Regions from separate parts of the Homo sapiens genome. Here region 1 is linked to region 2. Evidence: read pairs that join two places in POLR2A ChIA-PET (ENCODE). Cell type or tissue: HepG2. All regions are shown on one strand.

The links. Peaks named below come from ENCODE experiments on the same cell type or tissue, not always from the same donor. Only the 100,000 strongest peaks of a DNase experiment are listed, where the experiment ranks them.
Region 1: POLR2A ChIA-PET joins it to region 2 with 5 read pairs; 6 of 35 experiments call an interaction of 5 or more read pairs at or near these places.

What each region holds. Positions count from the first base shown.
Region 1 is chr11:3,980,624-3,984,623 of GRCh38, reverse strand. The region is part of intron 2 of STIM1 (stromal interaction molecule 1); the gene reads right to left. Among named protein-coding and RNA genes, the nearest start is that of PPIAP40, 89 kb to the right of the region's middle. In HepG2, no CTCF peak of the experiment used is centred here; no DNase peak of the experiment used is centred here.
Region 2 is chr11:3,884,860-3,888,859 of GRCh38, reverse strand. All of the region lies in intron 1 of STIM1 (stromal interaction molecule 1), which reads right to left. Among named protein-coding and RNA genes, the nearest start is that of PPIAP40, 6.7 kb to the left of the region's middle. In HepG2, no CTCF peak of the experiment used is centred here; a DNase peak (open chromatin) is centred at 1,679.

The DNA.
Region 1 (4,000 bases), 96 kb before region 2:
AGGACTGAATGTATGAGCTGGGCCAAATAACTTGAACTCAATGGAAGTTGCGGCCTATAAACTGATGAGCCACTCCTGGTAGGTGAATTCTACAGCCACCCTATAAGTACTTACAAGGAAGAATGGGAACAGGACATTTCTTTAGCCTAAGGAGCAGGTTTCACTTGAAAAATTATGTCATTCATGGTGTCAGCTATCTCTGTTCTGTCCAAAGGGCCTGAGCAGACTTCAATCCATGCTTTGCCTGAATTAAGAGCAGGGGGTCAGAATGTTCCATGAAGTAGGAGACAAGATGATGACTGCACCAGGATACAGGCAGAGAACTAGAAAGAAAAAAGGCAGAGCAGTGCCTCCAAACTGAAGTCAAAGAAGAATTACTGTAGCAAAAAATATATATACCAGAAACCAATGCTGAAGTAAATTTGCATATAGTAAATTTTTTTAAGAAAGGAGAAAGAGGCTGGACACGGTTGCTCACACCTGTAGTCCCAGTACTTTAGGAGGCCAAGGCGGGCGGATCACTTGAGGTCAGGAGTTCGAGATCAGCCTGACCAACATATGAAACCCCGTCTCTACTCAAAATACAAAAATTAGCCGGGCATGCTGGCATATGCCTGTAATCCCAGCTACTCGCGAGGCTGAGGCAGGAGAATCGCTTGAATCCAGGAGGCGGAGGTTGCAGTGAGCCGAGACTGTGCCACTGTACTCCAGCCTGAGCAACAAGAGGAAACTCCATCTAAAAAAAAAAAAGAAAGGAGAAAGAGGAGGAGGAGGAGCAGAAAGAGAAAAAGCAGCAGCAGCAGTAGCTCCAGGCTGTCAAAGCTGTGTGCAGGGAATGCAAAGAAAAGTTATGTTCAGAATTGGGTCCAGGGACCAAAAGGAGAGCTCTGCTTCTCAGGTGCCGGTATGGCCTCTGGGAGTGATATAGCAGCCATGGGAATCAGAGAGAGGCCCTGAGCACAAGGTTAATCAAGGAAAAATAAAACTAGAGCCACTTGGCTGGCTGTCTTTGACAACTCCTCACATGTAATGTCACATAGTAGGGGTCAAGAAATTGATTCAGGCCCCTGGTATATGGGTAAGAGGGAATTGCCACCAGGGTTGTCCCACAGATTCTTTGACATCTTAACTTCCCCAGAAGCAGTACTAACTACAAAAAAGGAAAAGGAAGGAATAAAAAGAGGGAAAGAGGGAGAAATTCTCCAAAAGAGAATGCTCCAGGACTCTTCAGTCTGACATTCTCAAAAGTCATCTATACCTCCCCAGGAACTGAGGCAACCTCGCTGTCAGTTAGCTAACCACGGATCTGCTTCCAGCAACCATGGTACTTCAGACTTCAAAGCACCACTGCATCTCTATCAAAGTTGGAGGCAGGGGAAATGGAGATAGAGGCAGGGCATGGTGGCTTACACTTGTAATCCCAACACTTTGGGAGGCCAAGGCAGGCCGATTACTGGAAACCAGGAGTTGGAGACCAGCCTGGCCAACACAGAGAAACCCCTTCTCTACTAAAAACACAAAAACATTAGCCAGGCGTGGTGGTGCATGCCTGTAGCCCCAGCTACTCAGGAGGCTGAGGCATGAGAATCACTTGACCCTAGGAGATGGAGGCTGCAGTGAGCAGAGATCACGCCACTGCACTCCAGCCTGGGTGACAGAGCAAGACCCTGTCTCAAAAAAAATAAAAATTAAAAATGGAGATAGAAATCAACATGACTTTCAAAGTGCTTTTCTACAGGGCCCTAAGGATTGTTATGGGCTGGGCTACAGAAAGGCAAGCGAAAGGTGACCACCACTCCAACCAATGCGGTGACACTTTTTTAAAAAACATATTTATTGAGATTTAATTCACATACTAATTGTAGTATAAAACCCCATAGTTTTTAGTATATTCACAGAAGTATACAACTATCACCACAATCTAATTTTAGAACATTATCATCAGCCTGAGGCACATCTGAGTTACAATAACCTCAAAAATGGTTAACAATGAGCTAATTCAGTCTCTTTCCTTATGGGTTATACAGAAAAAAATTACTGTCTGTCTCAGAGATTTCTTGTAAGGATTATATGAGACAGCATATGCAAGAGTACACAGCACAAGCCTAGTACATCATAGCAATGGTAGTACGAGTTAAAGAAGTAGAAATACTGCTACTATAAACTAGACCATAGGCTGGGTACTTGATATACATGATTTCATTTCATCTTTGCCATAATCTTTCAAGGTAGGAATTACTGACTAATTTGACGGTAAGGAAATGAAAGTTCACAGAGTTTAAGAAAATTTTCCAGGCTGGGTGCGTTGGCTCATGTTTACGATCCCAGGATTTTGGGAGGCTGAGGTGGGCAGAGATTGCTTGAGCCCAGGAGTTTTGAGACCAGCCTGGGTAACATGGCGAAACCCCGTCTCTACAAAAAATACAAAAATTAACTGGGCATAGTGGCGTGCACCTGTAGTCCCAGCTACTCAGGAGGCTGTAGTTGGAAGATTGCTTGAGCCCAGGAGTTTGAGGCTGCAGTAAGCTATGAGCATGCCACTGCACTCCAGGCTGGGTGACAGAGCAAGACTCTATTTCAAAACAAAAAAGAAAGAAAAGAAAAGAAAAAAGAAACAAAAAGAAAAGAAAGAGACAGAGAGAGAGAGAAACTTTCCAAAGTCAAACAACTAATAATTGGCAAAAGTATACCTGAAACTATCTTTCTTGCTTTATAAGTACATACTTTTGCTCTACTACATAGCCTTTGGGCATTCTCAGTGTTTTCCTTTTTTTCTTCACTTGTGCTCCTATAGTATGTGTTATTCTTAAAGTCTTTCCTATCATTTTAAGTACAGTAATCTTACCTCCATCCAGATTCTGCACATGATTCATAACATAGGGCAGAAGGGTAGGGAAGAAGGTCACAGAGGAGGTCAGACGTATAGGTCATATACTAACATATCTAGAGCCCAGACTATAGCAACTCCAGAAAAACAACCCAACACTGACTTCAGCTTTTATCCTGACAGGGAACTCACAAGTCCAAAGCACTCTGTCCCCAGTACCATTGACCAGCCCACTCTGTACTCCTCCTTTGCACTAGAGAAACTATTTAAAGGGCATAAAACAATAAGATAGTATCTTTGTTTTCGAATTCAAAATTCAAAAATAACGTCAACTCAGCACCCTTAAGAGAAAGGTCCTGAACCAAACACAATGTTATGAGAAACAGCAATGAATAAAACCTAGTTCATGACCCCTAAAGGAACTCAAAATCTGGTAGGACAGTTAAGGATGGACCCAATTACAATACAGAACAGAGCAACATGACAAACATAAGGTTCATGCCAAGTACTCTCGAACATGAGAAAGGATTACTTCCCACTGTAGGAGAACAAACAAGATTTCTCGGATTGGCTGGGCGTGGTGGCTCACGCCTATAATCCCAGCGCTTTGGGAGCCCGAGGCAGATGGATCACAAGGTCAGGAGTTCAAGACCAGCTTGGCCAACATGATGAAAGAGAGCCTGAGGCAGAAGAATCATCGGAACCTGGGAGGCAGAGGTTGCAGTGAGCCGAGATCACACCACTGCACTCCAGCCTGGGCGACAGAACAAGACTCCGTCTCCAAAAAATATATATATATTTCTTGGATGAAGCAACATTTAATCTAGGCCAGTAGTTCTCAACAAGGGGCAGTTTGAAAATTGACAACTGACAATAGTAACTGGCAATATTTTTGGTTGTCAAACTGGAAGGGGGAAGGGGAAAGGTTTGCTACTGGCATCCAGTATGTAGAGGCTAGGAATGCTACTAAACATCCTACAATGTACAAGACAGCTCCCCACAACAAAGAACTATCTGGCCCAAAATATCAATAATGCTGAGGTTCCGAAACCCTGATCTAGGCCTTGGTGGACAAATGAAATTTCTTTTTCCTTTTGTTTCTATTTGTTTTTTTTTGTTGTTGTTGTTGTTGTTGTTTTGTTCCAGGCATTGCACTGAAATGTGTGGGTTTTT
Region 2 (4,000 bases):
TACACGGCGGCCGGGCATGGTGGCTAACACCTGTAATCCCAGCACTTTGGGAAGCCGACACGGGCGGATCACTTGAGGTCAGGAGTTCAAGACCAGCCTGGCCAACATGGTGAAACCCCGTCTCTACTAAAAATACAAAAAGTCAGCTGGGTATGGTGGTGCACACCTGTAATCCCAGGTGGTGTGCACCTGTAATCTCCAGGCTTAGGCAGGAAAATCCCTTGAATCTGGGAGGTGGAGGCTGCAGTGAGCAGAAAGCACACCACTGCACACTAGCCTGGGCAACAGAGGGAGACTCTGTCTCAAAAATTCAAAAAAAAAGACTATATGGCAATGTTCCAAACTATACAGCCTCTCTACTTAAAACCTGGGTTATAATATTAAACTGACCACCCACCCTCACATTTCCTATACTGCCCCCTGAAAGAAAAGGGAAGTGCTTCTTCCTTTCAGTGCTGCTTGTTCAGAAAAGCTGATGTCCTGGAAAATGGCTGAGCACCTATCCTGGCAAATAGGATCTAGCAAAAGCTTGAACCCCATAAAAGCATCTCAATCATTCACCTTGCTGGCCTCCAAGGCTGAAAATAGCCCCAAATGAAAAACAAGCTATGTGAATACTTATCTAGTTTCATAGCAGAGACCTTAAGCTAGCTGAAGAGGACAAACCCCTCACTCCTTAACTCAAGCAGACCTAAAAGCCTCACCTGTTTCTGGCCCCATAGCAGCTGGCATAGCTCTGGCACCTCCCAGGCTTCATCTTTCAAAAACAGAAATGGAACAAGTGCAGAACAGGGAAGAGCCTTCTGCAGTCAGCCCAGCACTGCTTGAGGGGTGGTGGGGAGATAAAAAGATTCCTGGACACAGATGTCCTATTTTTTTTTTTTTTTTTTGAGACAGAGTCTCACTCTGTCACCCAGGCTGGAGTGCAGTGGTGCGATCTCCACTCATTGCAACCTCCGTGCCTCCCGGGTTGAAGCGATTCTCCTGCCTCAGCCTCTCAAGTAGCTGGGACTACAGGTGCATGCCACCACGTCCGGCTAATTTTTTGTATTTTTAGTAGAGGCAGGGTTTCACCATGTTAGCCAGGATGGTCTCAATCTCCTGACCTCGTGATCCGCCCGTCTCGGCCTCCCAAAGTGCTAGGATTACTGGTGTGAGCCATTGCGCCTGGCCACAGATGCCCTATTCTTTCATCAAATCTGAAAACGAAATGAAAGGCCCTAAAGCAGCCATACCCCAAAAGTAGCATTCTGTACCTCCGCTTCATCTTCTGGCAATAACCTTAACAGGTTTCTCTAACCAGGCCCTGTCTCAATGCCTTTTTAAAGGTAGGTTTACCTAATCCCAAGACAGAGTCAGTAGGTCGGCACTCTGATATATCAAATCCATCTCTGTCTATTACATACCTTGACCCATGCCATTACAGTCCATTGTTTCCAGGTTCACCTCTCACAATATATTAAGCACTTCTAGATGTATGGCCCAGGTTTCATAATGCCCATGTTTCCAGTTTTGCCCAGTGCAAGGCCAGGCTGAGAACAGATGCTTAAAGGTTTATTTGTTGCAGGGCAAAAGTGAGCAGGTACAGAAACAGGGAAGGAAGTATAAGGACAAGAATGTATCCTGCTTTACTCTCCCTAGAGGCCCTCACCCAGTGCATGCTGCCCTCTGGACCTAGACTCAGGCTGGGTTTCCCAAGCCTCCTCTCTTATTACCAAACTCACAGCCCTCTACCTCCTCTGACTGTGTACAATACTAGTCCCTGGACCCTTTTCATCCTAGATGTTTGTTTCACCTCTGGATATATTTGGAAACTCCTTGAGTATATGGCCCGTCTCTCTTCTTTTTTTTTTTCTTTGAGACAGAGTCTTGCTCTGTCGCCAGGCTGGAGTGCAGTGGTGCGATCTCGGCTCACTGCAACCTCCGCCTCCTGAGTGAAAAGTGATTCTACTGCCTCAGCCTCCTGAGTAGCTAGGATTACAGGCACCCGCCACCACACCTGGCTAATTTTTTGTATTTTAGTAAAGACGGGGTTTCACCATGTTATCCAGGATGATCTCGATCTCCTGACCTCGTAATCCGCCCGCCTCGGCCTCCCAAAGTGCTGGAATTACAGGCATGAGCCACCGCACCCGGCCAAATAAGACCTTTTTTTTTTTTTTTTTTTTTTTTGACACAGAGTCTCGCTCTGTCACCCAGGCTGGAGTGAGGTGGCGTGATGTCTGCTCACTGCAAGCTCCACTTCCCAGGTTCACGCCATTCTCCTGCCTCAGCCTCCCGAGTAGCTGGGACTACAGGTGCCTGCCACCACACCCGGCTAATTTCTTGTATTTTTAGTAGAGACAGGGTTTCACCATGTTATCCAGGGTGGTCTCGATCTCCTGACCTCGTGATCTGCCTGCCTTGGCCTCCCAAAGTGCTGGGATGACAGGCGTGAGCCACCGCGCCCAGCCAAGTCTCTCTTCTTATAGCACAAAATACAATACCAGCCTCAAGGAATTATACCAGTAGCTATTTACAGAGTTAAAAAAAAAATCAACTTCCCTCAAGTTTTTAATTGCTCATGTGTGAAAAGGTGAAAAGAATGTCTCACCAGATTGCTCCTCCCTCTTAGGTTATCCGTCTTTCTCTATTTTATCATTGGGTTCCCAGTGAATTTTCTATAAAGAATTCAAGCCAAATGGTTTAGCACCTATATTTGGCCTATAATGTGTGATATTCAAGATATCATCGGAGATAACAATTCATTCTTTATATCCCACATCCCTCAGACTATGGGAAATGACTCACCCATGCCAATCCTTAATCAAAGGCAGGAAAAGTCCCCTTGAGCCAAAGCAGGACAATGCTATATCCTCAACACCTTCATTGATGGGCCCTTGCCTACGATCATGCTCAAACTCACATCGAAAACTGGAATGGGGCCACGCACAGTGGCTCACGCCTGTAATCCCAACACTTACAGAGGCTGAGGCGGGAGGACTGCTTGAGCCCAGGAGTTTGACACCAGCGTGGGCAACACAGTAAGACTTTGTCTACACAAAAAATAGAGAAATTAGCCAGGTGTGGTTGCTCATGCCTGCAGTCCCAGCTACTCAGCAGGCTGACGTGAGAGAATCACTTGAGCCAAGGAGGTCAAGGCTACAGTGAGCCATGATTGTGCCACCATATTTCAGCCTCCTATACAACAGAGCGAGTCCCTGTCTCAAAAATAAAATGATAAAATAAATAAAATAAAATAAAATAAAACTGGAATGTGTCCACCTTTGTGAGCTGAAGTACCGGGAGAAGACTTCCAATCAGAAAAGAAAATTATAATTATCTACAATTGTGTTAAACCAATAGTTCTCAGCAAACTCAAATTATGTATGTTTGGCAGAGCACTATGGGTCATGCCTGTAATCCCAAACTTTGGGAGGCCAAGGCAGGCAGATCACTTGAGCCCAGGGGTTCAAGACCAGCCTAGGCAACATGGCAAAACCCTGTCTCTACAAAAAATAATAATAATAATACAAAAATTGGCCAGGCTAGCACACGTCTATAGCCCCAGCTACTTGGGAGGCTGAAGTGGAAGGATTGGTTGAGCCCGGGAGGTCAAGGCTGCAGTGAGCCATGACTGCACCACTGCACTCCAGTCTAGATGACAGAGTGAGATACTGTCTCAAAAAAAAAAAAATTATCTATGTTTATATTGAAATATAATTCACATGACATATAATTAATCCTCTTAGATTTTATAATTCAGTGATTTTTAATATATCTATAAGGTTGTCCCATCATCACCACAATCTAATTTTTCAGAATATTTTCATTACCCCAAAAAGAAACCCCATATCCATTAGAAGTAACTTCTCATTACCCTCTCCCCCCACACCCTGGCAACCACTAATCTACTTTCTGTCTCTATAGATTTGCCTATTCTGGACATTTCATGTAAATGGAATCATACAATATGTAGCCTTTTCACTTAGCATAATGTTTTCAAGGTTTATCCATGTTG